2 separate regions of the Homo sapiens genome follow, and region 2 is linked to region 1. Evidence: chromatin loops called from intact Hi-C (ENCODE). Cell type or tissue: Calu3. All regions are shown on one strand. Links, peaks and the distances in the headings refer to the core of each region. The heading gives the core; the rest is flanking DNA.

Region 1 (10,747 bases), core at 810-8,809:
GCTCTGAAAGTCTGAAATTGTGCAGACCTTTAACAAAGAAAAACAAGGAAAAGGATACAATAATCTGTTAAATAATTTGACAGTGATTTTTCAGATGCAAAATTTTCCAAATCAAATTCTATTTAGCCTTTGCAAGCAGCAACACCAGCAGGGTTTAGAGAACTCTTGTAAGAAGCAAGAGGAAGACTAATGATAACAGAAACAAAGAAGAAATATTGTTAAGTGGCAACAACTACTTTTCGATTTAAAATATCAAAGTGAGATCAAATGAAGTAGGTTTAATAATTTATGTAAAATAAGCTGGACGTTTTGTAGAAATAAGAAGTGCTATGATACTGTCAAAGCAAATTATACCAGATAAACAGGCAGGGAAGACTTTTTTCAAGGTTCTTGCAATAGAGACATAAAACTCATCTGATCTCAACTCTGCTGAAACGAAGAGCAGGATGACAGATCTGAGTCCATCTGTGTGTTAACTGGCTTTACAGAAGCAAAAAGAAAACTTTCTCTTGTCTTCATCATGAGATACTTTTACAGCTTGAAGCAAGATACCCACTTAGGCTCCCACCCTCCCACAGTGACTGGGAGACTGGGGTGCTATCTTCCTTCATGATTTTAAAGGGATGGCTTCCAGGCCCTAGAGGAAGACAGCCCTGGGTGTAAAACTGGCAAGAAGCTTTTAAAATGATTTGCATCTCAACCGGGCTGAGAAAAAATTAACTAGCTTCCTCAAGTAAACACTCTAAGATAAAGAGCAGAAGCCTAGACTCAGGAAGAAGTAGGCCTAAGGTCTAGTCAAGCTGAGAGGAACCAGTAAGACCAGTTTGGTCTGTAAGTTGAAAGAAGGTGAGGTGTTTCCTAGAATACAAAGATTCAGGGTCTTTCTATGGCAATTAAAGCAACAACAATTAAAAAAAAAATCAACCGGAAAACACTAACAGTGAAGTACTTATTTGTGTGTACCTTAATCTTTGTTCACATTTACAGCTGATATTTAGCTTTCGAAAAACGTAACCACCTCTGGTAGAGAGAGTTCTGTAGTGGAAGCCAGGAGATCTGAATACAAGCTGCATCTCTGCCCAGGGACTTACTAGTTAGGAGACTTCGAAAAATTAAAGTTATTACCTCATCTATGAAATGAAAGACTTGGAAAAACTCGGTCTTGGTGATAGTCTCAGGTCTCTTGCTTATTTTATATTTTACAAGCCTATGTTTATGGTCTCTATAGAAATGTTTATAATTATTGTCATCTCATTTAATGGCTAATTTCAACCTAAAATTATTACCCTCGCGTTTTAGGAAAAACTTTGAGTAATTGAACCCTTCTCTACAATTAAATGGCAAGCTAAATAAGGATTAGGTAAAGTCCTCTTCCTCCAGCACACTCTTCCTACCTCCCCAACAAAAACAAACACAAACACAAAACAAAACCCTAAGTCCTTTCCCTCATGCCTCACATACCTATTTTGCCTGAAATTCCTTAAAATCAGATGTCTGCCTGACCTCTTCCTCAGGGTATCAATATAGCCTCAGGAGATGAAGAATCAAAAAGCTTTTGTCAATGGCTATTTAAGACCTTGATGCTACCATCTTTTGTTTTGCACATACACTAAGACATACACAACTGATGGAATTTTATCTATTTGAAACAACCTCCCCATACAACTTTACATTTGACACTTCTGACAGCCAAACCTATTAGGACATTCAAATATGTAAAAGTATTTAAGGGAAGGCTTGCATTAGCTTCCTACATAGTCATCCAGAATTAACCTTTCTCTCTGCATTAATGACAGAGACACAGGTCATTGTGTAGTGTTAACCCTTTTGGAAAAGACAGCTAATCCAGATAAACATGTCTTTAGAAAGTCTGTGAATTTCAGTTTTAGAATAAGCACTGTAGTAAGTCTGAAATTTTATCACGTTGGTGGTTGCTCTAAGAAAATTAATGTTTATAATTAAAGACGCAAACACAATCAGCAAAACGCTAGGTTTATCAAAAATGCTTATTGGAAAAGCCAAATTATTGTAGAAAACATAGTAAAAATAAGTATAGCAATGATGATTATGGGCACTGGTGTAAGCACTTTACCTGTATTAACTCATTTCATCCTAATTTTCAAGGTTGTACATAACAGGAAACAAGGCAAAGAAAGATGAAGTAATTTCCCTTCACACAATTTATAAATAGCAAAATGAGTATTCAAAGCTAGAAGGTCCTATATGTTTTAAGCCCTTTCATACTGTTCATACTGTCAAAATTGCTTTAAGAAAAGTTGTACCAAATTTTAATTCCAATAGCAATGTACCTACATATCTTTATTTTCAACAATATTGAAGTTATTGCAGGGATACTTCGTTTTATTGTGATTCACTTCGTTCCACTTCACAGATATTGCATTTTTTTACAGATGGAAGGTTTATGGCAACCCTGTGTTGACCAAGTGTGTTGGCACCATTTCTCCAACAGCACGTGCTCGCTTCATGTCTCTGCGTCACAATTTTGTTAATTTCCACAATATTTCAAACTTTTTCATTATCGTTATATTGTTACGGTGTTCTAGGATCAGTGATTTTTGATGTTACTACTGTAATCATTTGGGAGCAACACAATCCAGGCCTACAGAAGATGATGAACTTAATTGATAAATGCGTATTCTGACTTTTCCACAGACTGGCCTCTGAGTGTTCAATTGAAAGGAAGAGTCGCATGTCTTTTGCTTTAAATCAAAAGCTAGGAAAGATTAAGCTTAGTGAGGAAGGCACGTTGGAAGCAAAGATAGGCTGAAAGCTAGGCCTGTTGTGCCAAACAGTTGGGAATGAAAAAAAAAAAAAAAGAACCTTAAAGAGAATTAAAACTGCTACTCCAGTGACCACACAAATGATAAGAAAGTAAAACAGCTTTATTGCTGATATGAAGAATGTTTTAATGGTCTAGATAGAAGGCCACACCAGCCACAACATCCCCTTAATCTAAAGCTTATTCCAGAGCAAGGACCTAACTCTCTTCAAATCCATGAAATCAGAGAAAGGTAAAGAAGCTGCAGAAGAAAAGTTTGAAGCTAGCAAAGGTTGATTCATGAGGGTTGAGGAAGCAAGCTACCTCCAAAACATAAAGGTGCAAGGTGAAGCAGCAAGAGCTGATGTAGCAGCTGCAGCAAGTTATCCAGAAGCCCTAGCTTAAGAGAACTGAAGAAAGTGGGTACCCTAAACAACAGATTTTTAATGTTGAAAAACAGCCTTATATTGGAAGAAAATGCCATCTAGGACTTTGACAGCTAGAGAGAAGCAGCCAGTGTTTGCCTTTTAAAGCTTCAAAGGATAGCCTGACTCTTACATTAGAGGCTAATGCAGCTGGTGACTTAAGTTGAAGCCAATGTTCATTTACCCTTCAGAAGGCCCTAGGGTCCTTAAGAATTATGCTAAATCTACCTTGCCTATACGTACAAATGGAACAACAAAGCCTGCATGACAGCACATCTGTTTATAGTATGATTTACAGAAAATTTTAAGCCAATATTTTGAGACTTGACTGTTCAGAAAAAACTGTATTTTTCAAAATATTACTACTCATTGACAACACACCTGGTCACCCAAGAGTTTTGATGGAGCTGTACAAAGAGATTAATGTTGTTTTCATGCCTGCTAACCCAACATCAATTCCATAACTCATGGATGAAGGTGTAATTTCAACTTTCAAGTCTTATTTAAGAAATACATTTTCTAAGAAATAGCCAGAGAGCAAGAATTAGATGTGGAGCCTGAAGATGTGACTGAATTGGTATTATCTTACGGTAATACTCTAATGGATAAGGAGTTGCTTCTTATAGATGTCCAAAGAGAGTGGTTTCTTTTTTGTTAGAAACTATTTATTTATTTATTTATTTATTTAGAGACGGAGTCTCCCTCTGTCGCCCAGGCTGGAGTGCAGTGGCACGATCTCGGCTCATTGCAACCTCCACTTCCCAGGTTCAAATGATTCTCCTGCCTCAGCCTCCCGAGTAGCTGGGAATACAGGTAAGTGCCACCACGCCCAGCTAATTTTTATTTATTTATTTATTTATTTATTTTTAGTAGAGGCGGGATTTCACCGTGTTAGCCAGGATGGTCTTGATCTCCTGACCTCGTGATCCGTCCACCTCGGCCTTCCAAAGTACTAGGATTACAGGTGTGAGCCACTGCGCCCAGCTCAAAAAATTTTTTAATGAGAAAGATTTTATCAGAACAGTTGTACATATTTATGGGATATATATGATATTTCTATACATGCGTACTCTCTATCCCCGTGAGATAATTTGCTAAGCTCCAGCATACAAGTGAAAAACATGCAATATTTGTCTTCCTCTGCCTGGCTTATTGATAGGTAATAATTGTTCATATTTATGATATTCATGTGATATTTTGAGATATGCATAACAATGTGTACTGATTAAATCAGGGTAATTAGGATATCCATCACCTCAAACATTGATCATTTCTCTGTGTTGGGAATATGGCTTCTTGAGATGGAATCTACTCCTGGTCAAGATGCTGTGAACATTGTTGAAATGACAACAATGAATTTAGAATAATACACAAACTTAGTTGATAAAGCATTGGCAGAGTTTGAGAGGATTTACTGCAAGTTTGGAAGAAGTTCTGCTGTGAGTAAAATGCTATCAAACAGCATTGCATGCTACAGACAAATCTTTCATGAAAAAAAGTCAATTGATGCAGCAAACCTCATTACTGTCTTATTTTAAGAAATTTACACAACCGCCCCAACCTTCAGCAACCATCACTCTAATCAGTCGGCAGACATCAATGTCAGGGCAAAACATTCAATTGGCAAAAAGATTATGACTCTCTGAAGGTTCAGGTGACAGTATTTTCTAGCAATAAAGTATTTTCAAATTAAGATACGCACATTATTTTTTAGACATAATGCTATTGCACACTTAATAGACTATAGTGTAAATATAACTTTTATATCCATAGGACAACCAAAAATATCTTGTGGCTCACTGTATTGCAATATTGGCTTTATTGAGGTGGTCTGGAACCAAACCTTCAATATCTCTGAGGCATGCCTGTACTTAATTAAATATTTTGTCAATTTAATTAGCAAAAAGCAGTATTTAATTATTTGAATATGCATTTATTTAATTAATACTAAGTCTGAGCACTAAAAAAAATTATCCTTTTTTCATTTTTAATTGGTTTGTGTCTTAGAACCATTGATTTTCTGTTGAAGTAATGATGCATTAACATATGTGAATATGTTTATGTTAACTATGTATATAGTGGTTATTTATTTTCTTGACCAATTTATATATTCTTGTTCTATTTCTTTCCATATAGCTAAGTGATTAAAAAGGTATCTGTTTAGATTTAACTTAAAAATACTTACTAATTTTTTTTTCAAATTATAATTAGCTGTTATGCACTATCTGTGATTCAGGCTAAACATTATAATTGAATCAATCAGATTCAAAATAAAAAAAAAGAAAATTCCACTGATTAAAATTGAATTCAACTTATACATTAATATGTAAAGAATTAAAATGATGACATAATTCAATTTTAAAACCAAAACATAGCATTTATTTTCATTTTGTCAAGTCTTCGTCCTATTAGTCCTTCACATTTCTTGTAAAAATTGGTTCATAGGAATGAAATAATCTGACTGGCTGTGATGAACATATATACCAGCTACTTATATTTTATTTTTGTTTTGCTATTTAATAACACCACCCTTGTTAAACTCTATATTAATATTTTTCTATTAATTCTATTGCATTGTTCTCGGTATAAAATTATCTGAACTGTTAAATACAGATAGGCTTGATCTTTGCTTTCCAGTAAGCATACATTATTTTTATATATCTTCCAGCTTGGTGTCCAATATTGATCATATTATTGATTCTGTGAAAATTTTGTCTGTAGTATCACTTTTATACATTATGTTAGAGTTTGAGACTTACATTAAGTTTATCATGAATTTTTTTCTCATTTATTATCATATATTATAGATTTGCTAGCCTGAGAAGGGAACCTGATATCTTCATTCGTCATATGCTCTGAGGAGATTTTTTTTTTTTAGTATAGTGGATATAGTAAATGGATAGTTTGCAGTAGTCAGGGATTCTTCCTTTACCAAAGTAACTCTGCAACAGTTATTCCTAAGACATTGCTGCAAGGAAACTTCTAGGCTCTTCTCTTTCTATTGCCAACGTAGCAACTACATAAACATGTCTGCCCTTGATAGTATTGCCTGTGAAGGTACTCAAAGAGCAGATTTAAGAAAGGAAGTGATGGTTATGAATCGGGAAAGAGTGAGGAAAAGGGAAAACAGTCCTTTTGGCCTTAGAAACGTGCCTCCTTTTGGTAAAGGAAATGACTTCTGAGTTTAGGATCCAAAGTTATGCTAACTGAGCTGCAATTTCCTACCTTCACTCCCTGGGTGACCACATGTTTTCTCCTTAATGGTTCATTCTTACTTTAAGGAGTGGAAATCCCTTCTGAGGTTTGAAAAATTATTGAACGCCGAAACATTGCTTCTTTCCTTGTGTTTCCCTGAGGAATTCAATGAGAAATACCTGAGTGTAAAGCAATCCCTGCTTGCTTTCTGTTTAAACCAAAATATTTAGCATAAACACAATGCTTTAGCCTATTACAATTGTGTGTTTCTTGAGTTTGAAGATTTCTGTCTTTAAAATGAATTAATATTTTCTCTGTTATTTTGCCTCTTTCTCTAATCCTCTGGACTACAATCTCATGTTTCTTCAGTTTCACAGCAAATATGTACATTTTTTTTTTCCTTAGCGGGGCTTCTCCAAGATTATTATCCGTGCTATTGTGGTTTAAGACTGTGAGATTGGACTGACTTACTGTCATTTTTCAGAACACTGCTGACGGTGCTAAGGAATGGTAACTCACAAATTACTTCTGTGTCAGAAGATGGAAAAAAATGTTAAGTCAATTTCTTAAATTAATTAAGAGATAACGTTGATATAGGAATAGGCTAGTGCCACAGATAATTATCACTTGAAATTACATAGTCACAAAGGCCAGTTAAGGAACCAAATATAGCTAATGAGAAAATTTAATTGATAATGCTTCAAGCTGCTGGTCCTGCTTTTTTTCTAGTTAAATAACAACAAAGAAACAAAAACAACAACAAAACAGAGCAGTGGGCTAATTTTATATTAGAAAGCTCCTCTGGATCTCAGTTGAGGTTTATTTTGTTTTTAGCTACATGAATTCTCTTCTTTTTCCACCTCCTCTATATGTATTTAGCTTGTTAATTATTTTTTCAATGAAATGTAGTGTCTTCCACTTTTTAAGAATTCTGAAACTCGAAATAGAGAAATTTCTATACTTTAAAATTTCTGGTTTAAAAAGAAAAAGAAATTCAATCATGCCTGTAATCCCAGAACTTTGGGAGGCCGAGGCGGGTGGATCACGAGGTCAGGAGTTCAAGACCAGCCTGGCCAAGATGGTGAAACCCCGTCTCTACTAAAAATACAAGAATTAGCCAGGCGTGGTGGCAGGCGCCTGCAATCCCAGCTACTGAGAAAGCTGAGGCAGAGAATAGCTTGAACCCAGGAGGTAGAGGTTGCAGTGAGGCAAGATCGCGCCACTGCACTGCAACCTGGGGGACAGAGTGAGACTCCATCTCAAATAAATAAATAAATAAGTGAAATTCAAGTTTTTGTCTTTCACATTTTCTTTTTTGTAATAGACTATATAATCAATATATTCTGACTGCTCTTCCTGTAGAAAACATCTAAAAATTCTGGTTAAAATATAAGATTTTCTTCTGAAAATTAATTGCCAAGCAGGCAACATAGTAAGGAATTTTTATAGCTGAAAAAACAAAACAAAACAAACAAACAAACAAACTGAGAACAGGAACCAAGAGAGATAAGAGTGTTTCTGAAGCTACTTATCATTTTGAAGGCATTTTCCAATGCCCTGTAACTTTAAATTTGGTTTTCCAAGCACCACCTAGCAGGGATAAGAGAAAACCTAGAGTTAATTAATATAGGGAGAATAATAGGAGACACAGGCATAAAATCTCACCAAGGGAGCTGGAAATAATCCTGTTCTTTTCATACCTGGAGATAGAAGAAGGAGGAAAATGAGGGGAAGAATAAACAAGAGGAAGAGAAGAAGAAGAAAGAAAGAAAAAATGCACACCTCAAATAATCTGTTTTCAGAATTCGTGCTCACAATCTGATCCTTATAAGGGTCTACAGCCTAAAATTTACATTTGTTGCTTACACTGAAATAATTCAAAATGGAAAATTTATTTTAAAGCAGTACTACACTGATTGATAGTGTCCCTTGGCCCCTAGCAGAAGAAAACACAAATCCTCTTTGGAGAAATTCACACACTAAACTCATGCCTCAAAAACATCAGCTCGTAGGGTCAAAATTATAAAAGCAGAAGGAAATAAGGCCCCACAAATGAAATAGAAACAACTGAAAACCGTATCAGCTCAATATAAGACTTCAAGTATTGGAATTATCAGATTCAGAATATTTATAAATAATATTCAATTGTATAAAAATATAGAAATGGAAAACAACAGTTGGATAATGGAGAAAGAGGCCATAAAAATGTTCAGCCAAACTTGAAAGATATCTATATACTACTTCAAGATATGAAAAACATAACTAAAATTATAAATATACCACAGTATTAAACAATGTATCAAAGAATCCTCAAGATAAGTAATAAACTGAAATATAGATCTGAAAAAAATTAAAAATGCAGCACAGAGGGAGAAAATAAGCAAACTATGAAAGTCATGGTACCTAAAAAGTAAGGTTTAGTACTCTATCACTCCCTCTTGACACTTCACCTTCTCTGCAAATCGCTTTGCAAAATAAATTTATAAATGTTAAATTTAATAAAATATCATATGCTATCACTATTTACATATGCCAGCATTATAAAAGCTTGTGTGACACTGTGACATATTCACAAGAGCAAACTCTTATCAATAATATACTGTTAATCTACCCACATACATGGACAACTCTCAGACTACTAAATAAAGCAATAAGATTATTATTTTAAATGGTGAGGAAAACAAAGAGATTTCAAAGAAAAGCAGCAAATGTTATTAACAGGATAGAGTAATTTTTAAAAATTGTATAATATTTATATTTATAAAATTTTACCTATTAAAGTATTAATTAATATTATCTACTCTGTCCCTCCCAAATGAACTCCTATTGAATTCCCAAGTCAAATGTCATTTTTGTAATGAAGGTATCCAATTCAACTTTTTTGAATTTATTACTTCCTTCAGTTTTGTCACTGTCCACATTGTTGGTTAATAACACATGTCTCTTCTGCTAAATTGGAGCTCTCCGTAAGACAGGAGACTGCAAGCTTTGATCATGAAGTAGAACTATCCCTCATGCCTAAAGAAAGAGCTATAGAAGGGTTACTTTTCACTATACCAAGGATCATGCAACTCCATTGAGAAGCTCCTTAATAAGCCATTCCTTTTTATAATTACAAGATTTAAGCCCACCATTAAAAAGAAATTCCTCCATCAGCCTTTCTACCTTTGGGTATTTTAATGGTTATGGCCAGTGTCATCTTGGGTACCCCCTGGTGAAGTCTTTTTGTTAAATCTGTAACTATCTCATCCAAATGCCAAGGGGCACAAGTCTAAATCCTTTGCCCCTTTCAATATTCCTTACCTCACCAATTGATACCACCAACCCCCAAGTTGATTGAGTCTAAAAATTGCAGTTATCCTAGATTCCTTTGCCTTCCGTATGAACAAAACAATTCTTTCTATGTTAAAAAAAAAAAAAAGTATCTTGATGTGGACTATTTTGGACTATGATATGAATGAGAAATAAACTAAATTTTTTTTTTTTTTTTTTGAGGTAAGGTCTGCCTCTGTTGCCCAGGCTGGAGTACAGTGTTGTGGTCTTGGCTCACTGCTGCCACCATCCCCCCTAGGCTCAAGCCATCCTCCCACCTCAGCCTCCTGAGTAGCTGAGACTACAGGTGTGTGCCACCACACCTGGCTAATTTTAAAATTTTTTGTAGAGATGAGGTTTCGCCATGTTTCCCAGGCTGATCTCAAACTCCTGGGCTCAAGTGATCTACCCTCCTTGGCCTCCTGAAGTACTGGGATTACAGGTATGGGCCACTTTGCCCAGCAGAGAAATCAACTTTTATTATATTAAGCTATTAAAATTTGTGATTGATTTTAGAGCAACTGACCTATCTTGATTTATATACCCTCACCAAATAATAATCTAGTAGAATTATAATATAATGTAATAATGTCTTACCATGTTTTGCCGTTCTTTTAGTTTCAGAATATAATTACTCCACCATAGAGTGTGGTATTAGAACTCGTAAACTGAAGCCAAAATCACATAACAGGAAGTAAATGTCATTTTATAAAATGAGGCCAAAATTTACATGGAAAAGGAAGTCATAGAAATGTAGGATCATAGTTTACTAGAGACTTAAAAAAAAACTCGTTAAATCAGTTATTTTTAAGCTGTTTCTCATTTTCTGAAATTGTAATAAGAATCTGTTTTATGTCTAAATCTGCTTTGTGCAGCTTTATACTGCAATATGTCAGTTCTTTCTCTGTCTTTTCCAATTCATTCAGCTATTTAAAAACTGAAAGTATACCTGATCTGCCATTTCTAGGGACTAATTGGTACTTCTGCTAATTGCATGAGGTACAATCTCAGGATAATGGCAGTCATCTTGTTTTGG
Region 2 (10,747 bases), core at 857-8,856, 71 kb after region 1:
CTGACATTCACCTCATTTCCCCATATTTCCTTCTTTCCTTTTTCTCACCCTGATCACATTTAGTTTATTGGTGGCAGTTCCACCAGGCCTAATCGCCACTCACCAGCAAAGGCAGGCTATGCTATAGTATCTTCCACATCTATCATTGAGGCTACCGCTTTGCCCCCCTCCACTACCTCTCAGCAAGCCAAATTAGTTGCCTTAACTCAAGTCCTCACTCTTGAAAAAGGACTACGCGTCAATATTTACACTGACTCTAAATATGCCTTTCATATTCTGCACCATCATGCTGTTATATAGGCTGAAGGAGGTTTCCTCACTACGCAAGGGTCCTCCATCATTAATGCCTCTTTAATAAAAACTCTGCTCAAGGCGGCTTTACTTCCAAAGGAAGCTGCAGTCATTCACTGCAAAGGCCATCAAAAGGCGTCAGATCCCATTGCTCTAGGCAACGATTATGCTGATAAGGTGGCTAGACAAGCAGCTAGATTTCCAACTTCTGTCCTTCACGGCCAGTTTTCCTCCTTCGTATCAGTCACTCCCACCTACTCCCCCGCTGAAACTTCCACCTATCAATCTCTTTTCCACACAAGGCAAATGGTTCTTAGACCAAGGAAAATATCTCCTTCCAGCCTCACAGGCCCGTTCTATTCTGGTGTCATTTCATAACCTCTCATGTAGGTTACAAGCCGCTAGCCTGTCTCTTAGAACCTCTCATTTCCTTTCCATCCTGGAAATCTATCCTCAAGGAAATTACTTCTCAGTGTTCCATCTGCTATTCTACTACCCCTCAGGGATTGTTCAGGCCTCCTCCCTTTCCTACACATCAAGCTCAGGGATTTGTCCCTGCCCAGGACTAGCAAATTGACTTTACTCACATGCCCTGAGTCGGAAAACTAAAATACCTCTTAGTCTAGGTAGACACTTTCACTGGGTGGGTAGAGGCCTTTCCCACAGGGTCTGAGAAGGCCATCGCTGTCATTTCTTCCCTTCTGTCAGACATAATTCCTCGGTTTGGCCTTCCCACCTCTATACAGTCCGATAGCAGACTGGCCTTTATTAGTCAAATCAGCCAAGCATTTTTTCAGGCTCTTGGTATTCAGTGAAACCTTTATATCCCTTACGGTCCTCAGTCTTCAGGAAAGGTAGAACGGACTAATAGTCTTTTAAAAACACACCTCACCAAGCTCAGCCACCAACTTAAAAAGGACTGGACAATACTTTTACCACTTTGCCTTCTCAGAATTCAGGCCTGTCCTCGGAATGCTACAAGGTACAGCCCATTTGAGCTCCTGTATAGACGCTCCTTTTTATTTGGCCCCAGTCTCATTCCAGGCACCAGGCCAACTTAGACTGTGCCCCAAAAAACTTGTCATCCCTACTATCTTCTGTCTAGTCATACACCTATTCACCGTTTTCAACTACTCATACATGCCCTGCTCTTGTTTACACTGCCAGTTTACACTGTTCCTCCAAGCCATCACAGCTGATATCCCCTGGTGCTATCCGCAAACTGCCACTCTTAACTCTTAAAGTAAATAAATAATCTTTGCTGGCAGGACTATGCTGAATCTCCTTCGCACTCTCTAATTAAATGTCCTAGGTCCTCCCAATTCTTAGACCTTTAATACCTGGTTTTCTCCTTCTCTTATTCCATTTTTCAATTCATACAAAACCGTATCCAGGCCATCACCAATAATTCTAAATGACAAATGTTTCTTCTAACAACCCCACAATATCACCCCTTACCACAAAATCTTCCTTCAGCTTAATCTCTCCCACTCTAGGTTCCCACGCCACCTCTAATCCCGCTGGAAGTAGCCCTGAGAAACATCGCCCATTATCTCTCCATACCACCCCTAAAAATTTTCACTGTCCCAACACTTTACCACAATTTCATTTTATTTTTCTTATTAATATAAGAAGTCAGGAATGTCAGGCCTCTGAGCCCAAGCTAAGCCATCATATCCCCTGTGACCTGCAGGTACACATCCAGATGGCCAGTTCCTGCCTTAACTGATGACATTCCACCACAAAACAAGTGAAAATGGCCTGTTCCTGCCTTAACTGATGACATTCCACCACAAAACAAGTGAAAATGGCCTGTTCCTGCCTTAACTGATGACATTATCTGGTGAAATTCCGTCTCCTGGCTCATCCTGGCTCAAAAGCTCCCCTACTGACCACCTTGTGACCCCCACCCCTGCCTGCCAGAGAATAACCCCCCTTTTTCCTTTACCTACCCAAATCCTATAAAACAGCCCCACCCCTATCTCCCCTCACTGACTCTCTTTTTGGACTCAGCCCACCTGCACCCAGGTGAAATAAACAGCCTTGCTGCTCACACAAAGCCTGTTGGGTGGTCTCTTCACACGGACGTGCATGAAAACTTTGAAGCAGGCATTTTGCTGTATTATCTCAATAACATTTTTATAACATGTTGAGGTAGATCTTACGTTCATTTTACAAATGAGAATACTAAGATGTGGAGAGCTTAACCAATTTAAGCCTGAAGTTACAATTTAATAGCAGGAAGGTGGACAAACGTTTTTTCCGTTCTCCAATTCCTACTGCCTCCTAAACATGTTTTACAGACATGGGCCTCTTAACAATGGGACATGCCCTGAGAAATGCATCACTAGGCAATTTCTTTGTTATGTGAACATTACAGTGTACCTACACAAACTTAGAAGGTATAGCTTACTACATACCTAGGCTATATGGTAGAGCCTATTCCTACTAGGCTACAAATTTGGAAACATGTCATTCTACTGAATACTGCCGGCAATTACAACGCAATGGTAGTTGTGTATTTAAACGTGTCTACACATAGAAAAGCTACAATAAAAATAACAGTATTATAATCTTACGGGACCATCATCATATAAGCAGCGCATTCCTGACTGAAATGTTGGTTAGGCAGTACATCACTGTATTTCTTTCATTCTTAGAAAATGAAGTGAAGGGGAATATAATTTATTTTCATATACCTACCTCTTCTCAACAAGTTCCTTATATTTTTTGGCCATAGGGGAAGATTCTAATATTCACATCTGAATATCAATTACCTTTAAGCAAAATATAGTGTCTTCATAACCCAGAACTTGAAAAATCACAAAACTTGTTTTCCTGGTACATTGTGTCAGGCCTCTGAGCCCAAGCTAAGCCATCATGTCCCCTGTGACCCACATGTACACATCCAGATGGCTGGTTCTTTCCTTAACTGACGACATTCCACCACACAACAAGTGAAAAATGGCCTGTTCCTGCCTTAACTGATGACATTATCTTGTGAAATTCCTTCTCCTGGCTCATCCTGGCTCAAAAGCTCCCCTGCTGAGCACCTCGTGACCCCCCCACTCCTGCCTGCCAGAGAACAACCCCCCTTTGACTGTAATTTTCCTTTACCTACCCAAAACTTATAAAACGGCCCCACCCCTATCTCCCTTCACTGACTCTTTTCGGACTCAGCCCGCCTGCACCCAGGTGAAATAAACAGCCTTGTTGCTCACAAAAAGCCTGTTTGGTGGTCTCTTCACACGGACACGACTGAAACATTGTTTTGTAATATATAATATTTAATACTTTTGGACTATGCCATAACTAGTATATTTTATTCCCTTGACAATTCTATTCATGATTTTTTCCCCTGAAATGTTTTCCATCATTGAAACACTCTTGGACCTATGATTTTTTTATCAGGCACAATGGTATCCTCTTCATTACTTAGTTGGCAAAAGTGTTATTAACGAAGCGCAATAAAAGTAATTTTAGGACATTTATTGCTAAACTAGTCACTTTTTTGTGCCATTGAAATAACAACTGAGACTTAAATTACTTTGTTAGGGGAACTTTTGATATACAAGTAATTTATAATTTCTTAAAAGTCCTTAGTCAAAATAAGGCAAATTATCTACGTACTAATTAAGCTAATTGAACATTAAAGATTAAAATAACTTTTAGACTACCTAATCTTTAGATTATTTTAAAAGATCACTGTTACATGAAGCTAAAAGAACATGATAGTTTACTAAGGACAACTAAAACCAGATTTAAATTAGTATATTCATAAAGGTATCTTTTTAAAAATATAAAAATGTAACACACTTCAAATAATACTCGCCGCAACCTTTCAGATAATTTTTAATGCACCAGATTTATTTACCATTTCAAAAGATCACGATATAGGCAGATACCTTAAAAATTCTCTGGGGGCAAACAAATCAGTATATATTAGATGTACAGGGACTGCAGCCAAGACAGGCATGAGTTCCTAGGTTATAAATATCATCTTTATAAAAAGTGGGTATTTTATAGGACATCCAAGTAACACCGACTTATAAAAGCAAACACTGTACTTAAAATGTTGGCCACATATGAAAGAATAGCTGAAGGCTTTAGGGGATTGAAGAATGGATAAACTCAACCAACTAAAAACACATTACTCATCCCTCAGAACCAAAATACAGGAAAAAAAAAAATACAACAGGTTCGCACAACATCCAGAAAAGTTCAGGGAATATGAAGTGTTTCTTGGCACCCAGTTCTCGCTGTTTTAAAATCCGTCCCTTCGTTGTTGGCTAGGCCTCTCTCCAGGGAAACTAGCCGGGGCAAGAGGCAGGGGAACTGTACATGTGGGAGGTCCTGAGGGCCCTTGCACCCACTCGACCTCCACCAAGCGGATGGCCAAGCGCCACCCGGAAGTGTCCACTGGTGGGGGCGGGAAGGCACCGTAGTCCAAGGTATCCGCGGGCAGGGAGCGGGCCAGGGCGTGCGCGAGGTCGGGGGTAGCTGGGAACGGAGGAGGAGGGGCCCGCTCGAGGCTCCGCCTCTCACCGGCTGCGGCCTCGGCTACAGCCAGGGCCCAGAGGGCTCCGAGTCCCGGGAGCGGAGGCCGGAGTCGGGTTCCTGTAGAGGCTGCTCCTCCTTGTCCCCGCTCGGACGTGGTCCCCGCTGCTCGAGGTGCAGCTGCAGCAGGGCCCGGCGGTACATGGCTTCCAGCTTCTCAAGTCGGGCCCTCAGGGCCCTGGGGCTGCCCGGCTCGTCCTCTCGGCCGCTGTCTCTAGCCCTCCGGTTCGTGCTGGCCTCTTCAGGGACCCGGCGTGCCTCCGCGGGCGTCCCGTTGCCGCCTTCGCCGGGGAGCCGCAAAGCCTGACGGAAGAGGCTGCGGTTCTCGCGCTTCAGCCGCCGGTTCTCGAGCCGCAGCCGGGCGTTCTCCTGACGCAGCCGCGCGTTCTGCCGGTCCCACTCGTCCCGCGCACGGATGGCCTCCAAGTGGCTCGCCGCCAGGTCGGCAAACCGCTCCTCCAGCTGCTGTCGGGCGCCGTCCGCGCGGCCTCGCCAGCCCACGCCGCCGCCGCCGCCGCTGGGGCTGCCCCCACCACGAGCCCGGCCGGAGCGGCCTGGCCCTCGGCCGTCCGCAGCACCGTCCCCGCCGCAGCAACTCCCGCGCCTAGTGGCGCCACCACGCATGCGCCACATCGGTCCCATCCCAACCGCGCCGCCAGCCCCGTGGGCTGAGGGGCCGCGCGGCCAGGCGCGGGCAAGTTCGGGGCTGGCAGGGCGGCCGGGGTGACGACGGAGGAGGAGAGGAGGTCGCGGGCGGCGGCTGCTGGCTTAGAGCCAAAGGAGGCCGGGAATTTGCCCAGACTGAGGCGTGTCCTGTCTCCTGTGGTGGAGCTGCCCCCTGGGCCTGCTCTCTCCAGGCTGCGCTGACACACAGTTCCCCCGGGGAGTGCTTTGCTGTTCAGCCCTCCGGCTGCGCGGGAAAAAGCGTGTATCCTCAGCTGAGTTGTGCCAGGGCGCTTCCGTGCAGGCCTGGGCACTGCAGGAACTAGCCGTCCTCGCCCGCTCCGGAGTGCAACCACCAGTGGTTACTTTGCTCTTTACACGGCATTCTCAAAACTAATGATAATAGAATGATCGGTTCTGAGACAAAGCTATGGGGCAAGTTGAAAAGCTCTAAGTGCTTCATTTAAAACCCAGTGGTTTAACCCACCCCTATGTTTAATAAAACATTAAACAGAATTGGGCTGAGTACCTGTCATGGGGTTTCCCGGTGGAAACACCTGGCTCTCCAAAGAATGCAGTCAATTCCCAATTTGTGAACAGCCAGGAATTCACTCTGTAAATTGTTCAGAACGCTATAGAAACTAGGTCATACTTAGTTGATTTGTTCAGGCCAACCCCCAAAAGCTATGAAACAAGAAGTGCTCTGTTTATTGAAGAAACTGAATACTTAGTTCCAAAGTTTCTGGGATCAAGGATGTACATCTCATTGAATGAATCATTCCTTCTTGTAGGGTCTCAACCTACATAGTAACTGGATGATTGCAAAGTAATTTAAGGATTAGGTACTGACGCCAGAATCTCTTAAGCAAGTATGCCCTAGCAAGAATCTACATGTCTAACAGGGTCCCAGAGAATTCTCAGGATAACCAAAATTTCCAAACCACTGGAGCAAGTAACGAACAAGAAAAACATATAAGTACATACATGGGGTCTTCATTGACAAGTACAAATAAGGGGAAAATATTTGCTCAATTTTTTTGTACTTTTATTTTGTTAGGCAAGATCTTAAGAGACCACAACACCAAATGTGTTCTCAATTATCTCATTTTATCACATGAAAGATATAATTTTGGAATTTCAAAAAATATAAATTTAGTTTTAAGAAGGACCACATTCCAGGCCGGGCGTGGTGGCTCACGCCTGTAATCCTAGCACTTTGGGAGGCCGAGGCGGGAGGATCACAAGGTCAGGAGATCAAGACCATCCTGGCTAACACAATGAAACCCCGTCTCTACTAAAAATACAAAAATTAGCCGGGCGTGGTGGCACGGGCCTGTAGTCTCAGCTACTCGGGAGGCTGAGGCAGGAGAATCACTTGAACCCGGGAGGCAGAGTTTGCAGTGAGCTGAGATTGCGTCATTGCACTCCAGCCTGGGCGACAGAGCAAGGCTCCTTTTCAAAAAAAAAAAAAAAAAAAAAAAGGAGCATATCATTCTTGAGATGGGAGTTTCGCTCTTGTTGCCTAGGCTGGAGTGCAATGGCGCCATCTCTGCTCACTGCCACCACCACCTTCCGGGTTCAAGAGACTCAAGAAGGACTGTATCATTCTTAATTTACATTAAGGTTGAGGCTGCAAGACTGCTGTGAGCTATGATCACACCATTGTACTCCATCCTGGGCGACAAAAGGAGACCTATCTCAAAAAATAAGGAAGGGGGAAGGGATGAAGAGAGGGAGAAAGGGAAGTTTGGAAGAAAAGGAAAGAAAAAAATGTGGAAAAAATCGATCCAACAAAAAGGTATTAAGACTCATAAAGACTGTCTTATGTAGCAGTGAACATTTGTCTTATGATTTGTTAATGGAGAGTCCACCAATCTTTCAAATACGACATAGAGACAATGTCATTTCTAAGTTGAAAGTGGAGTTGAGACAACAGAGTGATTAAAATGATTAGTACTAAAAGTATATACTTGTATTTATTTTAATTTACCTAGAATAATATGTCAAGAATCATATACTCGAAGATGAAAATTACAGCTTTTCTGAGGATGGTAGCACAAAGAGTAAAAATGCTTCTCCACACTGTAGTTTGTTAATGGTCTACATATAAAAATATTACTGGGCAAATAATATGTACCTATATATGAAAATAAAATGGAAAAAATTTGGAAAATATACGGAACTGATCAAATTTAAAAGAAATGCAAGACTACAATAATACTTAAAACATATAGAATAAGTATATAAGTGCTTGATTAGAAAAATAAAAGGTAGATAGATACCTGTGCTGCTTTTTAAGACTGGGGGCTTCTGAACAGTAAAATTGCTTGCTTGCTAAATAGAAGAAAGTCTTAAAGGACATAGGTCACTCTTTTCTGACAACTGGTTCATCATTGTTCCTTAAGCTACTCTTGCTCAAGAAAAAGAATTCTGCTATAAAAAGAATTCTGTTTAAACAGTTTTAAAACTAAAAAGAAAAGGACTACTTGCACTTTGCATTTAGGAAACTCTAAGACCAAAGATTATTTCCTGACTAAGGTTACGAAGTTTGAAGTAAAAGAACAGAAAAATGCAAGTACAGCAGCCCCTCTTATTTGTAGGGATACATTCCAAGATCCTCAGTGAATGCCTGAAACCTTGGATGGTAATGAACCCTGTATACACATACAGTCTTCCTTCTGTATTGGTGGGTTCCACACTGGTAGACAATCAACCACAGATCAAAAATATTTTTAAATAAAAATACAATTAAAAAAACAAAAATACAGTGTAACAACTATTTACATAGAATTTACAGGGCTTTGGTTAGTAATCTAGAGAGGATTTAAAGTATATGGGAGGATGTGTGTAGGTTGTATGCAAATACTATGACATTTTATATAAGGTCCTTGAGCATATTATCAAGAGTCCTGGATCCAATCCCCCAAGGATGCTGAGGGACAATTGTACCATGTTTTTTTTCCAGTTGATAACTGACATAGCCGCTGAGTGACCGATGGGTGAGTAGGGTCAACAGCATAGATGCAGTGGACAAAGATGATTCACATTCCTATCAGGATGGAAATGGTGAGAGACTTCATTACATTACTCAGAATAGTGCACACTTTAAAACTTACGAAATGTTTTTCTTTCCTGGGACTTTCCATTTAATATTTTTGGCCAGGGATGACTGCAAGTAACTTGAACCGTGGAAAGAGAAACCTCAGATAAGGGGGAGACTACTGTTAAGTAATTTGGAATGCTTAGTTTTTCTATTTCCCCAAAACAACCCTTTTTTTCTTTTTGAAAAGGGACATTTTTGTAAGTATTTAGTCTCCATGCCTTCTAACACAAAACCAATGCCCTTCTCTAATTATCTGACAACTTAAGTATCTTATTCTAAAATTGATCTGCCTCCTATCTTAGGTAAAATAAAAAATAAAAACATAAGTTTACAATCATCATGCTTCTTAAAATAATGCCTCAAACCAACATTTTTGAGAATACGGCTGTTAAAAAAAGCTGCCAGCAAATTGGAGCCGGGACTGTTTTCTGCCTTGCACTTCATGCAGATATTTAGTATTTCTTACAACCATCTTTGAATAATAGCTGTTGAATTTATTGCCCCTTCCTTGTATCCCTCAAACAAGTTGTTCTTTCCAGATACTGTAGCTGTTACATATTTCTAGATGTTGGCTTAAGAGGACCTATAGGTTGTTTCTTGTCTTCTTAGTTGATTTCTAATATTTTATTATCATGTTCATTTAACTCTCGTTTGCCCATTTTGAATCATATTTCTTATAAAGTAAGTCAAACGTTAAGGTAATCTGTGGCACATTTCACACTGAACACGTCATCTCACATTCAATTTCTCTTTGTTGCTTTTCTCTTTATAACATTGTATAATATTGCACCAAATGAATTCTGGAAAACAAGTTTGATCAAGTTCAATAAATAACAGTGTTATACTCAGTAGTCTGGCATTTAGGGCTATACACAATGTGGATGACCTGAGTATCTCTGTGCTTACCTTCCATTACTTTCCTGCTGGTCTGTTCACTCTCCTACCAAGAGTCCTCACATTCTTTTGTCTAGGAGTTTGGTTGTAATGTATTACTATAGACTGACTACTGTAGGTCCAAAATTCATGAGTTGAACCCCTGACCACCAATGTGTTGGTATTTGGAGATGGAGCTTTGGAAAGTGATAAAGTTTGGATACATGTCCCCACCAAATCTCACGTTGAATTCTAATCCCCAAATTTGGATGTGGGGCCTAGTGGGAGGTGAATGGATCATGGGGGCAGATTTCTCATGAATGGCTTAGGACCATCCCCTTGGTGCTATCTTTGCAATTGTGAGTGAGTTCTTGTGAGATCTAGTTGTTTAAAAGTGTGTAGCACCTTCCCCGTCTCTTTCTTGCTCCTGTTTTTGCCATGTGAGTGCCTACTCCCTCTTTGCCTTCCACCACTACTAAAAGCTTCCTGAGACCTCCCGTAAGCAAATGCCAGCACTGTGTTACCTGTACAGCTTGCAGAACTGTGAGCCAGCTTCTTTTCTTCAAAATTACCCAGTCTCTGGTATTTTTTTTTTATAGCAATGCAAAAATGGCCTTATACAGAAAATTGGTACCAAGGAGTGGGACATTGCTAAAAAGATACCTAAAAATATGGAAAGAGCTTTGGAACTGGGGAACAGGCAGAGGGTGGAAGACTTTGGAGGGCTCAGAAGAAGAGAGGAAGATGAGGGAAACTTTGGAACTTCTTAGAGACTGGTTAAAATGGTTGTAACTAAAATTCTGATAGTGATATGGACGAGGAATCCAGGCTGAGAAGGTCTCAGATGGAAATGAGGATCTTACTGAGAACTGAAGCAAATATCACGTGTGTTATGCCTTAGCAGAGAACTTGGTTGCATTATGCCCTTGCCCAAGGTATCTGAGGAAGTTTGAATATGAGAATGAAGATTTAGTGTATCTGGTGGAAGAAATTTCTAAGGAGCAAAGCATTCAAGATGTGGCCTGACTGCTTCTAATGACCTATACTCAGATGCAGGAACAAGTAAAGTATAGGATGCAGGAGCAAGTAAAGTAAAGGAGTAAGTTGGAATATATATTAAAATGGAAGCACAGTTTGGAAGATTTGCGGCCTGGCCATATGGCAGAGAAAGAAAAAGCTTTTTCAGGAGATGAATTCAGCTGGGATGTGAAGCAACCACTTGCTGGAAAAACATGCATAACTGAAAAGAAAACAAGGGCT

The links. Peaks named below come from ENCODE experiments on the same cell type or tissue, not always from the same donor. Only the 100,000 strongest peaks of a DNase experiment are listed, where the experiment ranks them.
Region 2: it touches region 1 in a loop (2.6-fold over the local background); 2 of 110 quality-filtered maps call a loop at or near these places.

Annotation. Positions count from the first base shown.
Region 1 is chr9:25,601,799-25,612,545 of GRCh38, forward strand. No RefSeq gene overlaps it. Among named protein-coding and RNA genes, the nearest start is that of TUSC1, 71 kb to the right of the region's middle. In Calu3, for the core only: no CTCF peak of the experiment used is centred there; no DNase peak of the experiment used is centred there.
Region 2 is chr9:25,672,832-25,683,578 of GRCh38, forward strand. TUSC1 (tumor suppressor candidate 1) reads right to left here and starts at 5,613. Exons shown (of 1, transcript NM_001004125.3): 1 at 4,138-5,613. The coding sequence starts at 5,481. The coding sequence ends at 4,852. In Calu3, for the core only: no CTCF peak of the experiment used is centred there; DNase peaks (open chromatin) are centred at 4,810 and 5,610.